Regions from separate parts of the Homo sapiens genome. Here region 2 is linked to region 1. Evidence: chromatin loops called from intact Hi-C (ENCODE). Cell type or tissue: endothelial cell of umbilical vein. All regions are shown on one strand. Each heading gives the region's core, and the rest is flanking DNA. Links, peaks and the distances in the headings are about the cores only. Region 1 overlaps CHN1 (chimerin 1). Region 2 overlaps CHN1 (chimerin 1).

Evidence for each region. Hi-C counts contacts between places; a loop is a spot of excess contacts. Peaks named below come from ENCODE experiments on the same cell type or tissue, not always from the same donor. Only the 100,000 strongest peaks of a DNase experiment are listed, where the experiment ranks them.
Region 2: a loop joins it to region 1, with 2.0 times the contacts of the local background. A loop is called at or near these places in 1 of 110 quality-filtered maps.

The regions. Positions count from the first base shown.
Region 1 is chr2:174,823,481-174,830,787 of GRCh38, reverse strand. It overlaps CHN1 (chimerin 1), which reads left to right. Exons shown (of 13, transcript NM_001822.7): 8 at 6,270-6,354. Among named protein-coding and RNA genes, the nearest start is that of CHRNA1, 63 kb to the right of the region's middle. In endothelial cell of umbilical vein, for the core only: no CTCF peak of the experiment used is centred there; DNase peaks (open chromatin) are centred at 2,947, 3,287 and 4,467; H3K27ac peaks cover 2,445 bases.
Region 2 is chr2:174,874,536-174,881,842 of GRCh38, reverse strand. It overlaps CHN1 (chimerin 1), which reads left to right. Exons shown (of 13, transcript NM_001822.7): 6 at 3,715-4,003. Among named protein-coding and RNA genes, the nearest start is that of CHRNA1, 110 kb to the right of the region's middle. RefSeq lists a silencer at 2,988-3,282. In endothelial cell of umbilical vein, for the core only: no CTCF peak of the experiment used is centred there; a DNase peak (open chromatin) is centred at 3,112; H3K4me3 peaks cover 476 bases.

The DNA.
Region 1 (7,307 bases), core at 747-5,746:
TACAGGCCATTAGCACCTGCGCCCCTTCCCCAGCCGCCTAGTGCCTCCCTCACTCCTGTCTGCTGCTGGCCAGTGGGCATGCCTTTCTATTCCAGGTACTTAGCCTTGGCCAGTGCTTAAAGCTATGTTTCAGCAAGTGCCTGGTGCATTTCTTCTGCCTTTCCTGCCATGGTCATCAATTACACATCCATTTGATCAGGACAAGAAGACTAGGAATGGCCAGCATAGTGTCAGTGCTTAACTGACATTATCGTGGTGCTTAACTGAACCAAAACCTCGCTCTTTGTTAATACATTATTACTCCAGAGTTATAGGGTGGTTAGTAGTTTTGACTAGACGTAACTTAACAACAAGGCAAGAAGGTATTGCCTTGATACTAAAGATACTCCTATAGTAAGTATTCCTCCTAATTTAAGTACTCTTGTATGTATTTCTTGCTAATGATCATAGCCAGTGTTATGTATTCTCTTTTCACGGCATAATAATATAAATCAAAGTACTTTAAACTGAAGTGGTAAAATTAGGGTATGATTTTTTTATTTTTTATTTTTTTTTGAGACAGAGTCTTGCTCTGTAGCCCAGGCTGGAGTGCAGTGGCACGATCTCGGCTCACTGCAAGCTCCGCCTCCTGGGTTCATGCCATTCTCCTGCCTCAGCCTCCCGAGTAGCTGGGACTACAGGTGCCCGCCACCACACCTGGCTATTCTTTTGTATTTTTAGTAGAGATGGGGTTTCACCGTTGTTAGCCAAGATAGTCTCGATCTCTTGACCTCGTGAGCCACCGCGCCCGGCCAAATTAGGGTTTGATTTCTAAATTCCATATCATATGGACCAAAAAGTTTAAGACCATCTTGGTGAGACAAACATTGGTCACCTAAAAGAGTGCATTCTAGTTACCCTAAACATAAAAATGAGGGAAGAAAAAACTTTCCTGACCAGCTGCCTGCCTACCTACATTCCTTTCGTTTTGATTTTGTTCATCTGTTCTCTCCCCTCATCACCCAACACTGTGCTGGAGAACTGACTCATCACAGTCCCAAATGAGAAGCTGCAGCTGAAATGTCATTGCCACCTTCCCAAGCAAAATTTTATTTCCCGTAATGTTCATATCATCTCCAACGTGGCTTACATTTGCAGCAAGCTTTGCAGGCATGCTCCTTGGCTATTTGCATTCATGCTTATTTCTAAAGGGAATGTTTTGACTTGAAAGGAACAATGAAGATTAATGGTGAATTTTTCTTTATCTTCCTATATCATGGATTTCTTTTTCAGTTTCTGTTACTGGCTTTCAAACTGGAGATATGAATGCTGTAAACATGATGAGAAGCAGGGTGTTTGTTTCCTTTTATAAGCCAGGATTTTAGTCTGAATAATGGCAGGCCCAACTGAGAATGACTTCAGTTTTTATCTAAGTCATTGCCCAGGAGACACATGACACTTGGCCTGTGCCATATGGGCCCCTCAATAGCCCACCCTTTCCCACCCTGTCCTTTGCAGCCTGCTTCTGACCAATGCCTTCACTGATAAGACTGTACTGGGGATCCGTTAATTAATCCAGTCTTTCATCTCTGTTTTAACAGAGAAGTTAATGTGAAAGGAGTTGTTCACAGGTTAAAAGCAATCACAAATGTCATGGTAATAAAATGGTCTTTTTTTTCCAGTTGCACAAGAGGGCTTTGAAACTAGTTCGTTTTGCCCTTTATTCATTAAAGTGTAATTCATGCCTTATACTCTGTCACTTTCATTTGTCGAGATGGACCAAAAGCTTTGGAGGTGGCCTAGAAAAAATATCTGTGGCCCACTTACAAGGTTGCTTTTCTTGGGACCATTTTTGACTTCGCTAATAATGTAATAGGGTGAAGCTGATTGTTCTTTTGAATTATGTCTTATCAGGAACCATACCCAGAGGAATGGGTTGCAGATTTCTAGGGGGTGTGGCAATTCTAGGCAAAAGTCACTCTCTGTTGTGATCTAGAGCTTCAGGCCCAAGCCCTTGCACCCCTTGTGAACCCTTCCAGGCCTCCTTTCCCGCATATCCCACCTAGTTCTTCCTTAGCATCCTGCAACACACAAATAGTCTTCAAGATGCAACTTATGGCTTTTTAATTATATTTTGAATGTTCATTGTATTCAGATTTCATCATTTTTAAAACAGGTAATTAAAATACAACAACGTCTAGTAAACAAAATTGTCTGCAGATGTCAGTGCCTGTAGAATTATCTATAGGAAACAGCACCTATTAGTATTGTGCTAGATGGAGCAGCACAACTGAAAAGCTATTCTAAGTTGTACAATTTGTGCAATTGATTTTTTAAAGATACCTTTTTCTGAGTTGGCAAAGTATGTGACGTAAACATCACCGATAATGTAAAACTGCATATAAAGTGAAACATTTAGATAAAGCATAACGACGCACGTAAAAAGAAAATATTCATCACTTTTTGTTTAATGTGCTTGACACTGGCTGGTATAGTACGATTTTATAATGTGTCACCCAAAAAGGAAACTTGCTTTCAAGTCCAGTGGCCCTTCTCTGAATTCCTGGCCAGTTTTAGCTCCAGTTCCTATTCCCCACTTTGCCAAAACTCCTCATTTGCTCCATAACTGAACTTCCTTCCTGATGCTCAGAGACTATAGACTGCCAGGCATGAATTCCTGTAACTTTCTGACCCTAGGTCCCACCACCAGTCCTGCACAGCCAGCCTCTCTCCTCTTACCCTCTTCCCTCCCAACTCAGGGAAGGGGAAAGTGATTTTCCTTGTATTCAGAGCTAATTGCTCTGCCCTGGATTCTGTCTCCAACATTTGACTTCTCCAGAGCCTTGCTCCATCAGTGACCCTCTCTTTCTTATGAGTCAGCCTTCCCCTTCCCTTCCACAGTCCTCCCCACCTCACTTCTAAACCAGTTTCTCTACTTTTGTACCTCTGTTAATGTCATTCTTCCCCAGTCACCAGACCTTAAACCCTTAACAGACCAGTTTCTTTCCCTCTCCGTTGCCTCTGTTTCAATTAGTTACCAAGCGCTGTTGATTCTGCCTCCTAAATAACTCCAGTTTGTCCCTTTTTCTCAGTCACCACTGCCCGAGTTCAGCTCCATATCGTCTGTTGTCTGGGTGACTGCCATAGCACCACCCTACCTAGTCTGTCTTCCTTCAGCCTTGCCCCCTTGACCGTGTCACTCCCCTTAACAATCCTCAGTGGCTCTGCATTGTTCACTGGACAGAATACAAATTTGTAGGCATTGAAAAGGCCCTGTCTGCCTCTCCTATCTCCTGCCAGGCCAGTCGTTTCCACTCCACCCAGACTGAACTTCCTTGCAGTTCTCTAAACACCACATTGTTTCTCTCATGCCTCGTGTCTTTGATTTTCAACTCAGGACTTAGCTCATGGGTTGCGTCTCTTCCCAGCTTCTCTCACACTTTGCAAATATTTTGATTAGAATATTTTCACACTGTGTTTAGTAGGAGAAACCCCTTTTTATTTTTGTATAGATCATCATTTAATAAATGTTTATGAATGAATAAAAATGACTAATTAATGAAAATCAGTATTTGTTTTGATGACCTTTAGAGGAATAAAAGACTCAAAGGCTACAGTAATCAACCTTTTACAAATATAATAAAGTGTCATAGAGTCATAGAGGTTACAGAACAAAGGAAACTTGAGATATATGGATTTTAGATATAAAAATTCAAGTGAGTTTTAGATATAAAAATTCAAAAGGGAATCCAGTTAAACCCTGTTAGACAAATAGTTTTGTAAGCTGCTGGTTCTGCAAGGCCTATTTCTAGAACATTTTCATGGAGAGCTACATAAGCTACCTTCTAAACGATTTAAAAAACAAAAAAAAACAACCCAGCCTCAAATGGCTCAGGATGCCTTCATTAAAAAAGCTGCCCAAGAATGAACTGTAAATAAATAACAATATCCTAAAGATTGCTTTCTGAGATACATGTGTAACCCTTTAATTGGAGAACATGGGGTCTGCTCGGACAGTTAAAATCCTCTCTTCAGCATATCTAATATAAAGAAATATCCCAGGCTTTTTGAAATGCCACATTCACTGCTACTTTCAGGAAGGTGGGGAAAGGATTGGTTCTATTAAAACAGCTCAGTAGCCAGTGCTGTTTCCCAAATGCCTATTTGTTTAACAGCAAACAAAACACCTTCTACTCTTTTTGCTCTCCCTGTTTAACTTTCAGATGCTTTACCATGAGATAACTGATCGGCACAAAATAATTCCTGAGACTTCCTTCATACTTTCATTGCATCTTTAGTCACCTTACCAAGTAAATGATACTGATTATCCTGAGGTTTGGCAACCTATAAGTGAGTTTGCATCCCAAAGACTTTCTCTAAAAGTAGCTTCACAATTCTGTTGCTGTTTCATGATTATATAACTCTCTTTCTGAATCAGCACTGCCTACTTCACTCATTCCCATAAGAATAAAGCACGATTGCATGCTTTATCCAGTTTTATTCACTCTGAAGAACACAGGGACATTACAGAGTATCTGGATGTTGATCTTGGGCTCTACTTCAGCAACTCCAGGAAATACTTTGAGTTTACAGGCTCTGAACATCATTAACAATCCAGAGGCTACCGTGCCTGCATTCCTGACCCTCCTCCATAAAACACATAGAAGGGATTATGGCCTCCTTTTCAAAATCAACATAAAATTTTGTACTCAGACTCAGTTGGCAACAGCAAAGAGTTACAAGCACATACCTGCTTTGAATGAACCCAGGGTTATCCCTTGCAGCTTTATATGGATATTTGGGCCAATGTAGTATTTTGAATTCTGATATTCTGTTTCATTGATTCTTATATGCATATTTTATTTTCCATTTTAATGTCTCTGAATTTGGGATTTGTCAGACAACCAATGGCTTGTCATGATTTAATTGGCATGGTTTTTCTAAATTGAACACATAATGGTATGTCTTACATTTATGGTATTTTCATTTGAAGAAATAAGTTTCATATCTTAAAAATCACTTACTTGGTTTCTAAGACTTAGTCAATACGTTAGTACAGCAATTGTAAAAATGACAATCTTAGCTGTGAATTTTATTATGTATGGTAGTGGTTTTGGCAGATATGTTGGAATCAATTGTAATGTACTGATAATATTGAAATTTTTATTATTTTTTAATGTTCAGAGTTTGGATTCATTGCTTCTGCAAAATATTCTACCAATATTTTTTTGTCTGAGTTAACCTAGAATGCCTTCTCTTTCCTGTTTGTAAAAGGGATAGGTATCTTAACATTTGAATCCTTTCTTCTTTGGGGATTCCTTTCTTTTTAAGGAAAAGAAATCAAATACAGTAGAAAGAACCTTTATGAGCTGGAATGGTTAGTGAATAATTACTGTACTCAAACGAGGTTCCTGATAAACTGTAGTTTCTGCAGTTTCTAAAATACATTTATTCTCCTTGCTAACATAATAAATATCAAATGTTTTAAACAGAAATTGGGCCTTTTTGATGATTCTGATGTGACCCATCAATAAGTATCTCCTTTAATGTCTGTGATCCTACTCATAGTCACAGAAGGTAAATTATCTGCAAAATTCCTAACAGGACCCAAGACATACTCTATATGGGCACTCATGCCTTTTCATGTCATAGTACTGTAGAAATAGCATAGTACATAGAAATGCCAGTATTTGTATAGATTAGGGTGCCTGCACCTGAGGGGACATTGGAAAACTCCATTATATAGTTTTCGAAAGTAAGTTACAGAATATTGGTCTGATTTATCATTCCTAAAACAAAGAAGAAATCAAGCTCTGAAAAAAATGTTAACTGCTTGTCAGTTTCACTCAACCAAGGTTCTTTTAAATGCAGCCATGTTGGCGCTTCATTACTAACCATGGGCTGGGTGCAGTGGCTCACACCTGTAATCCCAGCACTTTGGGAGGCCAAGGCAGGCAGATGCTTGAGCTCAGAAGTTCAAGACTAGCCTGAGCAACATGGTAAAACCCTGTCTCTACAAAAAATACAAAAATTATCTGGGTGTGGTCGTGTGTGCCTGTAGTCCCAGCTACTCAGGAGGCTGAGGTGGGAGGATCACTTGAGGGAGGCCTCAGTGAGCTGTGATACACCACTGCACTCCAGCCTGGGCAACAGTGAGACCCCATTTCTCTTTCTCTCATATATATATATATATAGAATATGTGGCTTGTATATTAGTGCTTTGATATGAAGCAGTCTTCTCATCCGTGTGTTTCCCCTTTCCTGACTTTGCCCCTCTTTTTTTTTTTCAGGTGCATACATTCAGAGGGCCACACTGGTGTGAATACTGTGCCAACTTTATGTGGGGTCTCATTGCTCAGGGAGTGAAATGTGCAGGTAAGAGCTCTTGTCTTGTCTCTGGATTGAGTCAGTTGTGAAGTTATAAGAGGTGAGGTAGAAGGAGACTTGTTGTTATGCATATCCAGTAGGCTGGATCCTGGTTTGGTCTTATGCACATGCAGTAGGCCAGATTCTCAGGCAGCCACTTTGGAAATTTGATATTTTATCTGCTCTTAACCTTCTGGCACTTGATGGACAGCACACTAGGGATCTGGCATTAGTCCACTGAAAAGAGAGAAGTCAGCTTGTTCAAAAAGTCTGATAAAAGGAGATAAAAGTAAGGCAGTTATATTTAATACTTGCCTTTGATGTTGCAGTAACTAAATTTATAAAAATGATTTTTTTAAAGCAATGTACAGGGACCTATGATTGTTGCCTTGGAAACTGAATTTTAAAGATAACTTGTTAAGCTGGATTGTCCTTACTAAATTTTTGTGAAATCAAATTGAAGCTTTAAAAATCTGTGAATTCATCTTCAAAGATGGTTACCAAATTCTGAAAAACCACTTAGTCACTAATATTTTCTGTGTGATGTTTTGAAATCAAATACATCAAATACTTTTTGTAAAATATGACCATGAATATTTAGATACAAATTTAGAAACCAAAAGATTTACACATACAGAAATAGCCAACACAAGGATGTATTTGAGATACTTTGTGAAATAAAGTACTTATGTATATCACGTGAAATCCATTTGTATAGAGCAACTATACTGAATACTGGCCATTTATCCAAACTACTTTAAATTCTTTTTTTTTTTTTCTGAGACAGAGTCTCACTCTGTCTCCCAGGCTGGAGTGCAGTAGCGCGATCTCGGCTCACTGCAAGCTCCGCCTCCCAGGTTCAGGCCATTCTCCTGCCTCAGCCTCCCGAGTAGCTGGGACTACAGGTGCCCGCCACCACACCCAGCTAATTTTTTGTATTTTTAGTAGAGACGGGGTTTCAC
Region 2 (7,307 bases), core at 968-5,967, 51 kb before region 1:
CCCGATTTGCACTCTGTTGTCTTCCCACTCTATTTAACCAAGTGGCAAATACAAACTTATTCAGAGACATCCAGGAGAAAATTTCACAAAGAGCTCCTCCTTGCCTTTTGTTAACTGTAAAGTAAATCAGTGCAGAGATGTTCCTGTACAGCCAGTGTTGCCAGTTATTTATTTAGCCATCTTCCATGCATATCTATTGAATATTTTTGCTGTTTTACTTTAGTGTTGGTAACTCATTCTGTCATTCTCTGCAGGGGCCTAAGCTAACAGAGAAGGAGAAAGGGAACTACCACTCGAGCCTACTATATATATTTAGCTTTGACTTAAATATCTTCATGTAATCCTCACAGCCATCTGGGGTAGGGTGATGTTATTCCTATTTTTTAGATGCAGAATCTGACGAATGATTTCCCCAAAGTCACCCAGCTAGGAAGTGGCAGATCCAGGATTTAAACTTACAACTGTCTGATGCCAAAGCCTAAGGTTTTCTCTTAAACATATAGGACCCACATTTGCCTTCCCTTGGCCAAACCATATTTCAAGACTACAGGAGAAGACTGCAAGGATGCTTTTGTACTTGGACATAAGCAGTAGCTCTGAGATCTTATGTAAGCCTAATTGTTGTGCTCTGTTTTACTAGGCAGTGAGTTTCTTGGTTTTATGGTATGAGGGAGATACTGGATTCACTTGGTTTTGTGAATCACTTTACAGAATCTTTCTACATAAGAGCAAGATTCTATATGTATATAGTTATTAAAATAGATCAATCTGAAGACGGACTTTTTTTTTTTTTTTTGAGATGGAGTTTCACTCTTGTTGCCCAGGCTGGAGTGCAATGGTGCAATCTTGGCTCACCACAACCTCCACCTCCCAGATTCAAGCAATTCTCCTGCCTCAGCCTCCGGAGTAGCTAGGATTACAGGCATGCGCTACCACGCCCAGCTAATTTTGTATTTTTAGTAGAGACAGGTTTCTCCATGTTGGTTAGGCTGGTCTCAAACTCCCGACCTCAGGTGATCCGCCCGCCTCAGCCTCCCAAAGTGCTGTTATTACAGGCGTGAGCCACCGCACCCGGCAAGATAGACTTTTTTAAATTTAGCACTTTGTGTATTTGTATTGACCTGTTTTATCTTTTTACCACTGGGGTTACCAAGCGATAGGAACTCTATTGTGAACCACCTAATACTTGACAGTAAAGTACCTGGATGTTTTGTTAACTATTTGTTGAATAAATGACAGTCTGCAAGCAGTGAACTTCAAGGAAAGAGTCTTTCTTTGACCTTAGATTTGGAATCTCCCCCTTTATGGCTCTTCTTATGTAGAATGGGCACATCCATTCCCACCTTTCTCAAAGATTTTCTGTCTTCTTTCTCTTCTTCTAATCCCACAAAGCACAATATGCCTTTCAGATAAAGAAAGTGGAGAAATCTTTGACAGTCTGTGCTGTGGTGCTGTTCCTAGGTAACTTCCCAAGTAAAAGAGAGTAGTTCAGAGTAGGCCAGGAAAGCTTGGCAGTTCTCTTAGTAAAATATAATGCAGTTTTTCTTTAAAAAGATCAATCATAATTCCAAAATGGAAATTTTTTATTTTTACCCTTTGAAGCAAAGTTTTAATCAAACCATGTTATAAGTTTTTTGGTTATGTGATCATCTCCCTTTAGACTGAAAGTTTTATTGGATTGGAAGCCTGGAGCTGAAGTACAGGCGGAGCAGGAATTGGAAATTGTGGGCAGGGTCTCCTGAAATCACTGAGTTGAGAAAGAGAAAAGGATAAATAGGGTTTTTTGCACAGCTCCTTACAGGTAGCCAGGCCTCTTCTTGGATGAATTAGGCATCGTCCATTGGAAAGAACTAGGAAGTTAACTCTAGACTTCCTAGTTCCTAGTCAATCAAACCATTCCCAGTGCAGCCATCTTCCCTTCATGCCCTGTGCCCCCCATACTTCTCAGATTTCAAAAGGCAATTGAGTACTAAATGACTGACACCATTGCTTGGATTGTTTTTAAGTTCTGTATCCACTGTAGAAATGCCCACTGTAAAATCGTAAGTCCCAGCAGGAGTAAAATGGTCTGAGCCCTCATTGAAATGTGTCTGATACAACCGAAATATAAAGGGACTCAATGCTATGTGTGTTTATTATTGTAGGAGTCTTATAAAAGCTATGGAGTTGCTTTCCATGTTGCAGATAATGTATATTAGAAAAAAAGGAAATGATGAAAGCAGTATATTAAACTGAAAAACTTTTATATTTAACTTTGGTGTAGAAATTTCACCTGTCTAATTTTTTAGGCTTTATAATGAAAATATACTTGGGAGAAATGTGTCTTTAACATTAGAGGAAAATGGAGAACAAGAAAGTGTAATTATATGGATAGTTCACTTAAGTGTAAATCAAAATTTGATTGTTACTAAAGGATGGATAAATTATGCTTTAGAAGGGCCAACATGGATAGTACGTTGGATTCTAGATTAAATTGTTATTAAAGTCTAATTTGAACTACAGAAACAGACATCGTCTGGCTATTATTTTAAAAAATATTTTATTTCCTTTCCATACTTTATTTCCACATTAAGATGTTCCTAACTCCTATTCATTTGGAATATAACCTATACCAGAACAATTTTGTTATATAACAAGTTTATAGTCCCATTTAACGCTTTACTTAAACAGCGTTTATTTTAGTATTTTAGTTCATCCCTGTTCTGTTGTACTTTTAACAATGAAATTAAATATATCCTTTGTGACTTGTTTAGTTTTTAATTAGTCTCACTCGGGGTTACCTTCAGGAGACCATTACACTGGCAGCTCTTGTTGCCTTGTTGCCTTTTGACATCTGCTTTCATTAAAGTCAGTGCATTTTCTTGCCTGTGTCTTCCTGCAAGGACACTGATGTTAATCATGCCAAATTGGATCCATTTCTGAGGTCTGCTGCAGGAAGCAAAATACTGAAATTATCATAAAAGTAAACCATTATTCTTCAGTTGTTAGAGCACATCATCAGAACATAAAATTGAAAACAGAATTTCTATAGTCCAATAGCTTATGACTTTTGTGCCGTATGTATTTCAAACATTTCTTGCACAGACCTAACCAGCAGACAGAATAATGACTCTTTAAAAACGAAAGAATAAGTCCTTGGCCTGTGGCCAGAAGTAGCGAAAGTGTGTTTCTGTGCCATCCTGCCCTGCATGGCTCAGGTTTCTGGAGTCAGCTCTACTTTAAGTGATTGCTGGCATCATATTCTGGTTAGCCCTAAATGGAGCTTTCCTATTAAAATACATGACTGCTGAGGTCTAAAGTACATTGAATATTCTTATTGATCAACTTGAAGAAAAAATGTTAGTATAGAAATGTCATCTATTATGGAGTTGGCCAATTGAATATTGACTATGTTTTAATGTGGTGTGAGGTTTATTTTCTCCCATTTTTTCCACAGGTATAATAAAGTGGTTTAAAAAGATAAATAAAAAAAATTATTTCTATGGTAGGCATGCTTTTGACTAGTTGTCCCTAATTATTGCAAGCTCATTCTTTGTGTTCAAAGGTTTAATTTTATATATTCCAGACGATTCAGAGAGATTAGCCACAGCTTATTTAAACAAAGAAGACACACACAAAACAAAGCGATAGTTTTTTTTTGTTTTTGTTTTTTTTTCAGAAAGAATTCAGTTGCTTACTTTTCTTAAAAACATCTTTCCCATTTCATTGAGGCAGATTTGGAAGTCAAACCAGAAACTTCAGGCTCTACTACGATGGCAAGCACTTTGTTGGGGAGAAACGCTTTGAGTCCATCCACGATCTGGTGACTGATGGCTTGATTACTCTCTATATTGAAACCAAGGCAGCAGAATACATTGCCAAGATGACGATAAACCCAATTTATGAGCACGTAGGATACACAACCTTAAACAGAGAGCCAGCATACAAAAAACATATGCCAGTCCTGAAAGAGACACATGATGAGAGAGATTCTACAGGCCAGGATGGGGTGTCAGAGAAAAGGGTAAGCTACTATGAAACCACACTTTATCTTTTTCTGTTTGGGGTTCTTTTAAGAAAGCCATTATTGCCAGAAGAGATTGATTTATCCACAGTGCTTTGGAAAGTATATTCATTTTTCTTAATGTCTAGTTTCTGTGATGCTGAGCTTTGCATATAACTAATTCTTGTTCTATTAAAATATGTTAGGTAAATTTTTATATTCCTGGTTGTTTTCTGTTTTATCAGTTTCACAATTTTAAAACTATGTTGGAAAAATGGCCCCTAATAAAAAATAGTTCAGGGGATTGGTCAGAAGCATAACTCCTGGTCAAGAAAAGATAGCTACTATTACGTAAGTAATTGAGGGGGTTGCATTATCTCTCAAAATTACTTTTTTGTTTTCCTTAAAGATAATTTACTTTATAAATAGTTGTGTTCTTAGCAAGATTTTATGTGTGTGTGTATATTATGTGTGTGTGTATGTATACACACACATTTTGGGAGTCAGTCATTCTTGAATAGGAGGAGGATTTATCTCTTTATAATCTGTTAAGAAGTAATTGAATGAGTAAGATTCACTTTTACTTTTCCTTAATTATAAAAGACAATTAATTCTAAAAGACAATTTAAGTTTTTTAGCTGTCATATTTTAGTTGTGATATATTTCAGGTTAACATAAAAGTTTTAATTTCTTGGCATTAAGATTATTTTACTTTTGAAAATTGCCACCAGCCTCCTCCTCACCCCCAAGAAAAAAGTAAGAGATTTTCCTGATGTTTTATAGTGTGTGACATTTAGTTGGGGGCATTTTAGGTATTGTAATTGGAACTGTGTCAATTCATTTTTATGTTTTTAAGAATCTTCAATTGCTAAACCAAAGAAATGCAATAGGTCTTGAGCTCGGATTCTATGCAAGATTTGTGTGCAAGTTGTAATACCTAATTTGTCTGTGCTTTTGATTGTCTTATTTGTAAAATTGTAATAATGGTCAAATTGCTGTGAGGAGTGAGTGAGATAGCAAGCGTAAAATGCTCCATCAGCACTTGGCACATGTAGACACTCAATGTAGTTTGGTGGTAATGTTATTATATAGCAGCCATCTGACCTCAAGGCAGCATCCTCAAATAACTTCCCATTACCTTAGAGTATTTGGGTACAGAATGGAAATAAGAAAGTTTGTGTCCAGCTCAAATTTTAGTTTTTGGCAGATCTTACATTGGCATTTTGTTGCTACGGAGAAAACAACATTTAAAAGGATAAGCTGTAGAAAATGTATAAAAATTGTTTTTTTATATATTCATATTGTTAGGAACCACAAATCTTGTTTGGAAGTAGCCAGAACTTAAAATCCTTAATACCTGCTGTATTTAATATTCTTTTCATGGTCTAGTTCCCATTTTCTGACTATTGGTTGATTTTCCATTTATGGCATTTTTTAGTAATGCTTGTATTTGAATAATACTGACATTATATTCTTTGCAGATTTGCTAGAACATTCTAAGTCAGCATTTGTGAAATGTTTAAAAATGTGTACATGTGAGTCTTTCAAAATTGATCAGCCTAGTGAAAACCTTTGTTAATGCATTCTGAACGTGCTTTCCAACACCAAGGGACTTTAGCTAAAGACACTTAGCTGTTTAACATTAGGCAAGTCATTTGACTTCACCAGGCCTTGGTTGTCCCCCAGTCAAAGTGGAACTGATATTCACAGAGATAGTAAGCTGAGGTAGATACCTAGAACACCCTTGTAGCTCCAGGAGTCATGATTCCCTGTGTATTCTAGCAACTTTCTGTACTGAATTCCCTGGTCTTGTTTTGTGCTGGTGGACAGCGATAGCTACTGAGAGTGAAATTGCTGGCACTGGGAAGTATCTCTCTGCGGCAGTACATAATTAAGAATCATTTTTAAAATTACTCTTTGCTTTAAACCGCATGCATCTTAAATCTAGCTGGCTTAAAATCTACTCACTCAAAAATAGATTTATTTTATTTACAGGTGTCATCCAACAGGACAGGGTTGATGACCTGTTCAACAGCTTGAAACGTTGATTCCCTGTCACAATGGATGACATTTGTAAGTAAAGACAATCATGTTTAATTGATTTAAGGTATCTATTGACACTAGTATGGTTTAATAAATATTTAATGGGCCCTTAATAGCTAAAACCCCTCTTGTCTGTGAATTCTTTACCTCAGAGGCCAAAAGTGTTGGCTTTGCAGGAATTAGCATGCTGTTGTGGAAAGATACTAGTGTTGGAATTAAGAGCTATGTTCTAGTTCTACAAGAATGAATTTTATATGTCACTTTGGGCAAACTGCTTTACTTTTCTGAAACTGTATTTCCCTAGCTTTCTGGGAAGGCTTTGGACTAGGTGGTCTCCAAGATGTGGTTCTTCTAGTCTGTGATCCTTTAAGGAGTGTAGGTATTGTAGAAGAAGGACAACAATAGTACCAAAAGGAATACCTGATATGGTCCTGAGAAGTGAGGTCTGCTTTTAGTTTATTCACCAACTAATTGTATGACCTTGGGACAGTCATCTCACCTGTCTGGACTTCAGTTTCTTCATATGAGATAAGGCATTTTCTACAAAACAATAATTATACAGGATTTTAATAAATACTGCAGAAAGGGTTCTATGCTCAAATAGGTTTGATGAAAATTTAAGTTTTTTTAAAAGTTTGATCCTGGCCGGGCATGGTGGCTCACGCCTGTAATCCCAGCACATTGGGAGGCCAAGGTGGGGCGGATCACCTGAGGTCAGGCATTCAAGACCTGCCTGGCCAACATGGTGAAACCTCGTCTCTACTAAAAATACAAAAATTAGCCGGGCGTGGTGGCACTTGCTTGAAATCCCAGCTACTAGGAAGGCTGAGGCAGGAGAATCACCTGAACCCAGGAGGCGGAGGTTGCAATGAGCAGAAGTCGTGCCACTGCACACCAGCCTGGGCAACAAGAGTGAAACTTCGTCTCAAAAAAAAAAAAAAAAAAGAATAAATAAAAAATAAATAAAAGTCTGATCCTTTCTATAGGCCTTCTCTGCGTTATTCATGACTTAATATGATTATGACTCTATAAGAGTGCTCTCATACTTATTTGATCACCCTGCCATTATTAAGAACATTTTTGAAAAATAATGTTTCATGAAACCCACTTCGGGAAATTTTGAACCAGATAATTTCCTAAGGTCTTTCTTTGTTTTAAAATAGAAAGATGAGAATTCCAAGTGTTTTTATTTTTTTGTTGCAGTCCTAAAGGTGTAAGTTGTGCATCTGAGCTTTCGGGAAAGGCTTGGCAGGATGGTTTCATGGCCATGAAGGTTTTTACC